2 separate regions of the Homo sapiens genome follow, and region 1 is linked to region 2. A link is a contact called in ENCODE Hi-C or POLR2A ChIA-PET data. All regions are on one chromosome and are shown on one strand. The core of a region is the stretch at or near the end of the contact, and the rest is flanking DNA. Distances in the headings are between cores, read along the strand shown.

Region 1 (5,668 bases), core at 3,078-5,577, 1.2 Mb after region 2:
TCATCCTCCCCAGCTCCCCAGGCCCCTTCTAAACCCTGTAATACACTGCAGGTTCTTCTGGCGCTCCCACCACCCGCCTGGCCTCCCTTCTCTGCCTCGAGGAGATTTGGCTGCGTATAGAGGAACAGGGAAGGTGAGTATGCAGGGGACAGGTACCAGCTGTTTGCCATGGGTACCAGTGAGGGCACAGGAGGAAGTGAGTGCTGTGGTGGCTTTGGAGATTAGGTTAATCATAAGGAAATAAATCCTGAGTCGTGGAGACTGTCAGGAAATCGTGTGCGTTGTTCAGGAAGATGGTGGAGTCTGTTCCTCTGGAAACACAAAACATCCACCTTAAAAATGTGGCGGCCTTACTTGCCCAGAACAATTTTAGTGGGGTCTGGCCTGAAGTCAGGGGGTGGATTAGATGACCCCAGTCTCTTCTTGATTCTATTAAAAGATTTTCAGGGGATGAGGTTTCTACAGGCAATAGCACAGTCTAATGCTTAACAAATCTTTTGTTGAAGATTTTTAATACCATCTTTTCATCTGACCTAAATCTTTCGTGTGGAAGTTGAGCCATGTCCCCTGTGGAGAGGAAGAACGGAGGAGATCGAAATTCAGCCTTTAAAGTACCCAGTTAAATTTAGTGTTTCGAATTAGGGAGACTCAAGCATCAGCACCGAACTGGGTCACGTCATTTGATGTTTTCCGAGAGGAGGACACCACAGAAATCTGACTCTTGGTTCTGGTATCAGAGTCAAAGTCCCCCATACTCGAGGTTAATAAAGGGATTGGGAGGTGGGAGGGAAAGGGTGTGATTTCAAGGTTTGTGGCAGTTACCACAAAACCACTGCATTAATGCAAACCAGAATTAAAACCACATAGTATAAAATGTCATGCCCACACGTCTATTTGTCCAGCAAATCTCAAGGCAGCCAGCCCGAACCTGGGCACCCCAGTGGACTTGAAGACAGGTGAAGCCAAGCAACCTCAGAATGAGAACTTCCCCATTAATAACCTTTAAACATGACCTTTCATTAGCTTAACAAAACCTAAGAAATGCGCATGTATTCAAGAAAAGCAGTAAGTAAGATGAATTACTGTGTTTTAAGCCATAATGTTCAATTAATTAGTAATTTCCATCCAGCCTGCTGCCTGACTCATAATGAGCATTCTCTAGTCTAAATAAAGTGGAGACTGCTTAGTTACAGAGCATTTTATTTAGCTTCCTTTTATTTCAACTTAAAGAAGGGTTCTTTTTATTTTTTAGAGATGGGGTCTCACTCTCTCACCCAGGCTGGAGTGCAGTGATCACAGCTCCCTGCAGTCTTGACTTCCTGGGCTCAAGCAATCCTCCTGCCTCAGCCTCCGGAATAGCTGGGACTACCGGGACATGCCACCATGCCTAGCTAATTTGTTTGTTTTTTTTGTAGAGACAAGGTCTCACTATGTTGCCCAGGCTGGTCATGAACTCCTGGCCTCAAGTGATCCTCCTGCCTCGGCCTCCCAAAGTGCTGGGATTATAGGCCTGAGCCACTGGGCCTGGCAAAAGGGTGGCTCTTGTAGTGTTTTTTTTTTTTCCTTCTTTTTTCACATGCCTGCTGTGTCAGTCTTGTAATGTTTTTAAAAGGCTGACTACTGTGTATTTTTAACCCTTTTTAATTATTACCATTTTTCAGAAGTAGTTCACTAAGACTTTGTAAGAAGGTGCAAGTGGCTTTCATGCCATAATACCAGGTCAAAACACATATGGGGGAGCCTTAATTTTCTTTTATGTGAGGAAAGCCCTCCCTTTGGGGAGGAAAGAAGGCTGACTTCTGAAAGCCAAAGCTACAATGGGAAGAAACACTTTGTTAGCTGGGAGTGAGGAGCCAGCGAAAACGACACCAGAGAATCCTTCTTCCCACACACGTCCCGCCGTGGACACTGGAGAATCCCTCTTGCCACACGTGTCCCACTGTGGACACTGGAGAATCCTTCTGCCCACACACGTCCCGCCATGGACACTGGAGAATCCTTCTCGCCATACACGTCCTGCTGTGGACACTGGAGAATCCTTCTGCCCACACAAGTCCTGCCGTGGACACTGGAGAATCCTTCTCCACACACGTCCCGCCATGGACACTGGAGAATCCTTCTCGCCATACACGTCCTGCTGTGGACACTGGAGAATCCTTCTGCCCACACAAGTCCTGCCATGGACACTGGAGAATCCTTCTCGCCACACACGTCCCTCTGTGGACACTGGAGAATCCTTCTCCACACACACGTCCTGCCGTGGACACTGGAGAATCCTTCTCCACACACACGTCCTGCCGTGGACACTGGAGAATCCTTTTCCACACACACGTCCCACTGTGGACACTGGAGAATCCTTCTGCCCACACACGTCCTGCCGTGGACACTGGAGAATCCTTCTCCCCACACACATCCCGCCGTGGACACTGGAGAATCCTCCCCACATACGTCCCCAGCCATAGACACTGGAGAATCCTTCTCGCCACACACATCCCGCCGTGGACACTGGAGAATCCTTTTCCACACACACGTCCCGCCGTGGACACTGGAGAATCCTTCTTGACACACGTGTCCCACTGTGGACACTGGAGAATCCTTCTCGCCACACACGTCCCACTGTGGACACTGGAGAATCCTTCTCCCCACACACGTCCTGCTGTGGACACTGGAGAATCCTTCTTGCCACACGTGTCCCACTGTGGACACTGGAGAATCCTTTTCCCCACACACGTCCTGCTGTGGACACTGGAGAATCCTTCTTGCCACACGTGTCCCACTGTGGACACTGGAGAATCCTTCTGCCCACACACATCCCGCCGTGGACACTGGAGAATCCTTCTCCCCACACACGTCCCGCCGTGGACACTGGAGAATCCTCCCCACACATGTCCCCAGCCGTAGACACTGGAGAATCCTTCTCGCCACACACGTCCCGCCGTGGACACTGGAGAATCCTTCTCGCCACACACGTCCCACCGTGGACACCGGAGAATCCTTCTCGCCATACATGTCCTGCTGTGGACACTGGAGAATCCATCTCCACACACGTCCCGCCGTGGACACTGGAGAATCCTTCTTGCCACACACGTCCTGCCGTGGACACCGGAGAATCCTTCTCGCCATACACATCCCGCCGTGGACACTGGAGAATCCTTCTCACCACACACGTCCCGCCGTGGACTCTGGAGAATCCTTCTACTCACACACACGTCGCGCCGTGGACACTGGAGAATCCTTCTACTCACACACATCCCGCTGTGGATACTGGAGAATCCTTCTCGCCACACACTTCCCACCGTGGACACTGGAGAATCCTTCTCGCCACACACGTCCTTTCGTGGACACTGGAGAATCCTTCTACTCACACACGTCCCGCCATGGATACTGGAGAATCCTTGCCACACACGTCCTGCCGTGGACACTGGAGAATCCTTCTCGCCACACACTTCCCACCATGGACACTGGAGAATCCTTCTCGCCACACACGTCCTGCCGTGGACACTGGAGAATCCTTCTACTCACACACGTCCCGCCGTGGATACTGGAGAATCCTTCTTGCCACACACGTCCCGCCGTGGACACTGGAGAATCCTTCTCGCCACACACTTCCCACCGTGGACACTGGAGAATCCTTCTCGCCACACACATCCTGCCGTGGACACTGGAGAATCCTTCTACTCACACACGTCCCGCTGTGGATACTGGAGAATCCTTCTCGCCGCACACGTCCTGCCATGGACACCGGAGAATCCATCTCCACACATGTCCCGCCGTGGACACTGGAGAATCCTTTTTGCCACACACGTCCAGCCGTGGACACTGGAGAATCCATCTCCACACACGTATCCTGCTGTGGACACTGGAGAATCCTTCTGCCCACACACGTCCTGCTGTGAAAACCTCCACGCTCCCTTTCCGTTTTTGCTCTCAGCTGTCCTTCCAGTATGCTGCTTGGGTCAAGCAGCCGCATCTCCACTGTCCTAATGACAAAAGACACCAGCACTGTCTCACTTCCTTTCCTCCTCCTCTCCAGAGTGTTACCTTCCTGATTGACAGGGACTTTCGGTTTTCTATTTAGAAGCACATGTTTGGTGCAGACATGTTGTCCAAGACTTGACATTGGGAAATGTTGGGAATAATCTGAAACTCCTTACAATGTGATGTTTTGGTGATTAAAAAAAAATGTTTAGGAAAGGTTGCTAGGCTTTAAAAATATATATATTTTGCTAACCTCATGGAGTCACTGTGCAGACCCTCTCAGCAGCTAGCCAGGCTGGCCTGGCCCTGACGGCCCGGGAATAGCAGCTGTCTTGTGACTTCCCACAGCAGGCACATTGCGTCGTCTCTCAAAGTCCCTCCTCTGGAGCGCCTCCTCTGCCCGTGGGGCTGTGCGGGACAGTGGCCGCGTCTCTGTCTCATTGCAGGACAGCACTGGGTCTTAGGTGCTTTTTCATGTTGTCCACACCTAACGCTGCTGCTCCCCGGGGCCCAGTTTTGAAACTGCCCTTTGGCATCATGCTTTCCCGCCCCTCCTGGGAGCAGCGCCTGTGGGAGGGCAGCGTTATTCCCAGCTCCTCAGAGAGGAGACCACATCCATGGCAGTGTGTGACTGTCCCTTTCGGCGGTCCTTTGTGAAGCCCGCGGGAAGTTCTGCATTCAGTTCCTGACTCCCAGAAAAACGTCCTGTCTTTTGAACTGAAAGGAGGCTGATGTCAGAGCCTCGTTGAGTAACAATGGAGAAAATCTACATCAGAGGAAAGAAGCCCTGAGCTGCTTTAAATGCTTCTGTAAGATGATATGCCACAACACGAATGTGGATTGTTGACAGTAACCACAGAGACGAGATCATCGAGGGAACCAGCTGGGAGTTTGTGAGGCCATAAAACACATCATCAAAAATATGGTGAAGCAAATTCAGAATTGGTTTTTAGAAAGGAGAAGGAACCATTGGCAATCTGACCCATAAATTATTCTACATTTTCAAATATTATAACTAGGAAGGTCGCTTCAAGGAGCCTTCAAGCCCCTCATGCCCACCCGCCCCAAACCCATTGTCACTGCTAGGTCCCAGATTTACAGCCACCTGGAGAGGAAGTTGCAGGGGGTCTCTGTGCAGCTGAGGATGATGGAAGGGATTGCAGAAGGCTGGTGCTGTAACTGTTGTTAGCGGGAGATTGAGGCCGGGGGGTGGAGTAGGGGCTACTTTCTTCCCCCTGCACCTGCTATCATGATTTCAGCAAAACCTTGCCTTTCTCCTCTTCAATCTTAAATAGGTACAGTGGCTGAGTATTAATATTAATGAGCATAATAACAATAATAAAACTGGCAGTAGCATCAAATGAATGTGGTCTCCTGCAGTAGAAATATTTACCCGATGTGTCCTGCCAGTGAGAGAGATTTTGGCATTAAACCTAGACATTACCTCATCCTCCTGGGCAGACAGCCGATTGCCATGCTAAGCAAGTCTGCGCCGAGAAGAGCTGAGTACCTGCCGACGGCTGCATGGCCCAGACCCCAGGGAACACAGTTTCCTTGAGCCTGTCTGTCTGTCTGTCTGTCTGGGTCTCACCCTTAATTCCTTTCTTTCTCTTTCCCTCCTCCGGAGGTTGGCATTGTGTATTTTCAAATTGTGTTGCTTTTTTTTTTTGCAGAATCTTGTAGGGTGTGT
Region 2 (5,477 bases), core at 2,797-5,296:
CCACTCAGGAGGCTGAGGCAGGAGAATTGTTTAACCCCAGGAGGCGGAGGTTGCAGTGAGCTGAGATCCGCCACTGTGAGCCATAACCACACCACTGCACTCCAGACTGGGTGACAGAGCAAGACTGTGTCTCAAAAATAAATAAATAAACAAACAAAAAATAAATAAAATGAAAAGGTTGCTTCCAAGCTCTTTATGATTGCCAGGGCTCTAACTACACCTACTTCTACTCCAGTAAATTTACCGTTGATCCTTAAAGAACTAACCTCTGTGGAGGGAGTGGATGGGAGAGTGGCTGATTGCAGTAGAAAGGTCTTCAAGTCGAAAAGTTTTGCAGCTGCTGCCATTCCAGTGCCCCCTGCACGTCCCTGTGGGCAGGGCCGCCCGTTTCTCTTTGAGGGTGTTGTTTCCGTCCCCCGTGGCCTTGACAACTGCTCTGATTTGTGCTGAGCACAGCAAAGGGGAAATGCCCTCCTCTCAGAGGTCTCCTGGCCTCACCTGAGGTGGGCCAGGGTGTGTGGCTTCTCTGTGGCCTCAGTTTCCCATTCAGAGCCATCAGTGGCTGACTCTAAACTACAGTCACTGTCATAGTGTTGGAGTCTTGACTCCCAGGAGAGCTTCCTTTTTTTTGTCTTTTCCTTTTTGCCGGGTTAGGAGAAAATAGCTTTACACTTGGATTTTAAAAGTTAGGCAAGAGAGTTACAACAACTGAAAAAGGTAAGATGAAGAAAGCTAACCTCACCCAAAATTCCACCTCAGTGAAATCTTTTTTCTTTTTCTTTTCTTATTTTTTTTCTTTTTTGAGACGGAATCTCACTCTGCTGCCCAGGCTGGAGGGCAGGGGCACGATCTCAGCTCACTGCAACCTCCTCCTTTCAAGTTCAAGCCATTCCCGTGGCTCAGCCTCCCAAGTAGCTGAGATTACAGGCATGCACCACCACACCCAGCTAACTTTTGTATTTTTAATAGAGACGGGGTTTCACCATGTTGGCCAGGCTGGTCTCAATCTACTGGCCTCAGGTGATCCACCCACCTCGGTCTCCAAAAGTGCTGGGATTACAGGCATGAACCACATTCCAGGCCCTTTTTCTTTTTTTTTAAGAAAGAGGGTCTCACACTGTCCCCCAGGCTGGAGTGCAGTAGCACAATCATAGTTCACTGCAGCTTCCAACTCTTGGACTCAAGCGATCCTCCCACCTCAGCCTCTGAAAGTGCTGGGATTATAGGCATGAGCCACCACACCTGGCCACAAAGTCTTTCTTGAAAGACAAGTTCAGCCTTCTTGTTACTAATTTGTATTCTCTGATAAATCCGATGACACCACAAGCAGCCATGGAACTCACGACAGCCCCCACACTGGAGGCACCGCCTGCTAGGGACCCTGTTGTGGGTGCTGGGGGCAGTGGGCCCTCCTGATGAGACAGCTGCCCAGGCTTGGCTATCGCATCCCCATGGGCTCAGTCACTGCTGAATGTCCTGCTACTACCTTAGGAAGGGAAGGGATTTCAGTAGCAGGGCCCCTAGAACAGCCCAGCAGCCGAAGCCCAGGACACAGCACACCTGTGCGGGTGCGGCCATCTGCTCCACACAGAGCTTGCCAGCCACTCAACAAGCAGGCCGCACTTCAGGTGGCTCATGGGAGCCGTGCTTCTTGCGGTGGTCTTGGGCCAGCAGCAAGGGGGTCCTCAGGGAGCTCACAGAGACCTGCTCCTGGCCAGACCCACTGCCACGGCAGCTGCATCTGTGCCAGCCCTGGGACACGTGCACTCTGAGAGTCAGACAGCCATGCTCTAAATGTCAGCCTGGCCTCCTCCGAGTGCCTTTTGGTGGGGGGAGTGAAGTATTCCCATCCTGTCTGTTTCTCACTGGCCCAAAATCCCAAGCTAAAGCCTCCCCATCTGCCTCTGCCACAGGAGTCTGCTGCGGTTCCTGTCCTACTCCGCCCAGGTGACGGGACAGTTTCTCATCTATCTGGGCACATACATGCTCCGGGTGCTGGATGACAAGGAAGAGCGGCCATCCCTCCGGTCACAAGCCAAGGGCAGGTTCACGTGTGGATAGGGATGCAGGCTGTCGCCGGCTCTTGAGCCAAACACTGTGTTTCGTTTGGCTCAATGACGAATGTTGAAGATGCTTTTATGTTCTGAGCCACATGCACTTGGAGGCCGCTGGTCACGCTGCTCAGGAGTGGTGCCCAGAAAAGGAAAGGGCTTGGTGGTACATGAAGTGGGGGCAGTGGGCAGGGTGCCCTGGGGGGGAGGCATAGAGGGCCCTGGGGGTCATGGGAAGCGAGCACGCAGCAGGCGTGCCCAGGAGCGTGTGCATGTGTCAGAGCCATTTGGTCCATCATCTCCTGCAATAAACCCATCGCAAGAATGACCTTCAAGATGTGTGACACTTCCTGTGTCTCCTTTATCTCTCAGAAGAGCAAAAAGCAAACAAAACAAAACAAAACTATCAGAACAGCAAAAAAAAAAAAAAACTTTATATAGAAGCAAAACTCATCCAGGAATATTCTGCTAACAGATATAATCTCTCATAAGTCTTTATTAGTGCCACAAAAATAACAAGCTGCAAAATGTTATTGTATGTTTTTTTCAAACATGGATTTTTAACAGGCTCAAAGGGGCCCTCACACTGAAGGACTCAAATTGTGGAGGTCTTCAAGGACTTTTTTACTTTTTCACTTGTGAAAGTGAAAGGACTTTACTTTTTCAGCCTCTTTTTTCTTTTTCTTCTTTTTTTTTTTTTTTTTTTTTTGAGACAGGGTCTAGCTCTGTCACCCAAGCTGGAGTACAGCGGCCTGATCTCGGCTCACTGCTGCCTCGACCTCCCTGGGCTCAAGCCATCCTCCCACCTCAGCCTCCTGAGTAGCTGAGATTACAAGTGCACACCACCACCCCTAGTTTTTTTTATTTTTGTAGAGATGGGGTCTTGCTATGTTGCTCAGACTGGTCTCAAACTCCTAGACTCAAGCAATCCTCCTACCTGGGCCTCCCAAAGTTCTGAGATTACAGACGTGAGCCACCACACCCGGCCCAGCCTTTTTCTTAAAAACCAAAAAACAACTGCTGCACCCTCAGCTGCAGATTCTGCCTGCAGCCAGGTGGGGCACCGCGTTGCCAAGGTGGAGCTGTGCCTCATGCTGGCTCAGCTGCGAGGAACCTCCTGTCCGTGGCTGGGATCTCTAGCTGCAGGCACAGCTGGACGAAGGCAATCAGACAACATTGTAAGAATCTGTCTCCCACTCTCTTGGATCTGATTCCCTGCAGGGAGGGGGGACCCCCTCAAGTGGAAGCAAGTGCAGACCTCAGGCCCTGCAGCAGGAAGCTCTGGGCTACACCTTGTCCCCCCATTGGATGTCCTGGGTTACACCTCATGCTGCAGACACAGCAGCTGGTGGCTCTGCCAGGCTGGGCCACACACTGAGTCCTGGAGCCACCCCAAAGAGAAATAGGGTGCTGTTCCTAGAATCAGGGGGAACAGATGCTAGAAGAAAAATATTTCCTGATTAAGAAATGATGCCTTGGAGGCCTTTTCCTTCCCTAGCCACCAACTCTGGCCACAGAAAGACACCACAGTGTGTCCCGGAACCCTAGAGGAAGAAAAACTCTCCCCTCCCCTACCCCCTTCCCGGGGCTCCCAGCTGCTGCTCAGCCGTTCCCGGCAGGGATGGTCCTCCCTTCACAGACAGTTTGCAGTCCCCTTTGAGAGGCCCCGTGACCGGCGCTGAGTCCTGGGCTCTCACTGTGTCTGAGCCAGTTCTTGGAGAAGCTGGGCCAGGCCCCACAGCAGGACAGACAAAAGGAAAGGAGGTGGCGTTCCTCAAAGCACAGGCTCTTCTTTCACACTGCGAAAAAAACAGGCACTTTCAGTATTATCCCTTCTTGCCTTCCAGAATGAGCTGCGCTGCTGGTAGAGCGAGGGTTACAAAGAGTGTTCAGGCACAGGCCGTCTGCTGTGACTTCAAAACATTTCCTATATAAGGAGCTCCTGACCGCCCTGCCCACCTCGGGCCAGCAGGAGAGGAGGTGAGGAGGAGGGCTGTAGCCAGGCGTGTGGCCGGCCTGGCCGAGGGGCGCTCACTCCTGCCTCTCACTGACTCTGGGCTTGCGTCACTTCCCAAGGATTCCACCGGCCTGGGCAGTGACTGCCTGGCTTCCAAAAAAGGAATTTTCACTCCAGTGCCTGATCCTGTTGACTCAGCCCCTGCCCTCACTCGCTGAGAGGCCCTAGGCCTACGTCCAGATGGTGGGGAAACTGTGGGGGCCCAACCTGTTCGAAGGGAGGAATTGGGGAAGGGACGGGCTGGCCTTCTCCCCATGGGAAAGGGGAGGACATTCAGAAGGACCTCTTGGCATTTGGGAGCTTCTGAAGGAGCTGCGGCCACCGCCGCCCTGTCTCCTGTGCCCATGATTCACGGAGTGGCCCGGGACAGAGCAGCCTCTTCGCAGAACCCTCAGGGAGGCTCCAGGCCTCAGGGAGGAGGCAGCAAAGGTTGGTTTTGCTATTGTCAAAGTCTTCAGTGGGCCCTTGGCCAGGAGACTGGTGGAATTGAAACCCACTCCCTTAGGGGAAGGGTCCCAGCAGGCGTGGCTGTCTTGTCTCTGGTTCGGATTAGGTGACAGGCACTCCAAATGTGACACTTTCTCGTTCTCATCTTAGTTTCTCTATCATCTGCATTTAGCCCGCTAGCTCAGACCAGGATGTGCCCCATGCAGGTGAGGGTGGGTGGGGAGAGCCAAGGCACTCCAGCGGGCTCAGGGCCTGGACCCTGTGAGGCCTGGATGCCGCCTCCACCTAAGCCTTCAGCTGAACCCCCAGGGTGGCGTGTGTGTCCCTTCAGGGGCTGAGTGTTCGTCTGTGTGTCTTTGATGGGGCCAAGCAGAAGAGCTCGAATTGGAAATTATTCACTTCTAGAATCACAATTCAGAAAAAAAGAAATGGTTCCCATGAGCCCAGGTTTCATGCTCCTGCAGTCACTACATGGACCTGGACGTCACTCCTATGACCTCTTTTTCAGGCGCACAAACACAGGTAGCTGCCATGAGCATCCCACGCGCATGCGTCCTGGTGTGTTTCTGCCACATGATCCGTAGGCTAGATTCAAGGAGCACTTTCTGCCAGCAGCAGGGAACAGAGTGCAGGCCTGGGATGAACTGAGGACATCAGAATGAAATGCTCTAAGAGCCATGATCTCATGGCCAGAGACAGACTCTGGCTAAAATCACCTGTAGTGACCAGACTTCACAGCCCAAACCACTGTCTTCATCCATAAAATCAGGATCCAATCGACTTGGTCCAGGAACTCCATTCCCAGACAGATTTTCTTGGCCCAGATTTTAAAAATGTAAACACGGTCCCTCTTCCAGCCAGCACTTTTCAGCTGGCCAGCCACAGCTTGCCCTTCTCCTGCACCCCAAGGAAACTGTCACCACCCGCCAGGTCAGGAGCCCAGCTCAAAGCCATGGCGTAGG

What was found. A loop is a pair of places that touch in the nucleus more often than their neighbours do. ChIA-PET counts read pairs that join two places held with the same protein, here RNA polymerase II (POLR2A).
Region 1: a map of ascending aorta shows a loop between it and region 2 (2.8-fold over the local background). The contact joins two enhancer-like sites. A Hi-C loop is called at or near these places in 1 of 168 maps with a recorded cell type or tissue (ascending aorta). POLR2A ChIA-PET finds 5 or more read pairs at or near these places in 1 of 52 experiments (OCI-LY7).

The regions. Positions count from the first base shown.
Region 1 is chr18:13,495,949-13,501,616 of GRCh38, forward strand. The region is part of intron 4 of LDLRAD4 (low density lipoprotein receptor class A domain containing 4); the gene reads left to right. Among named protein-coding and RNA genes, the nearest start is that of LDLRAD4-AS3, 28 kb to the left of the region's middle. RefSeq lists an enhancer at 4,292-4,949. Within about 2 kb of position 4,328, at least 15 of the 41 ENCODE cell types and tissues checked have a DNase peak (open chromatin) inside an H3K27ac peak, as active enhancers do; they include ascending aorta, where a contact is called at or near this core.
Region 2 is chr18:12,275,210-12,280,686 of GRCh38, forward strand. CIDEA (cell death inducing DFFA like effector a) reads left to right here. Exons shown (of 5, transcript NM_001279.4): 5 at 1,914-2,386. The coding sequence ends at 2,061. Among named protein-coding and RNA genes, the nearest start is that of CIDEA, 24 kb to the left of the region's middle. RefSeq lists enhancers at 1,063-1,686, 2,488-5,477. Within about 2 kb of position 4,047, at least 28 of the 41 ENCODE cell types and tissues checked have a DNase peak (open chromatin) inside an H3K27ac peak, as active enhancers do; they include ascending aorta, where a contact is called at or near this core.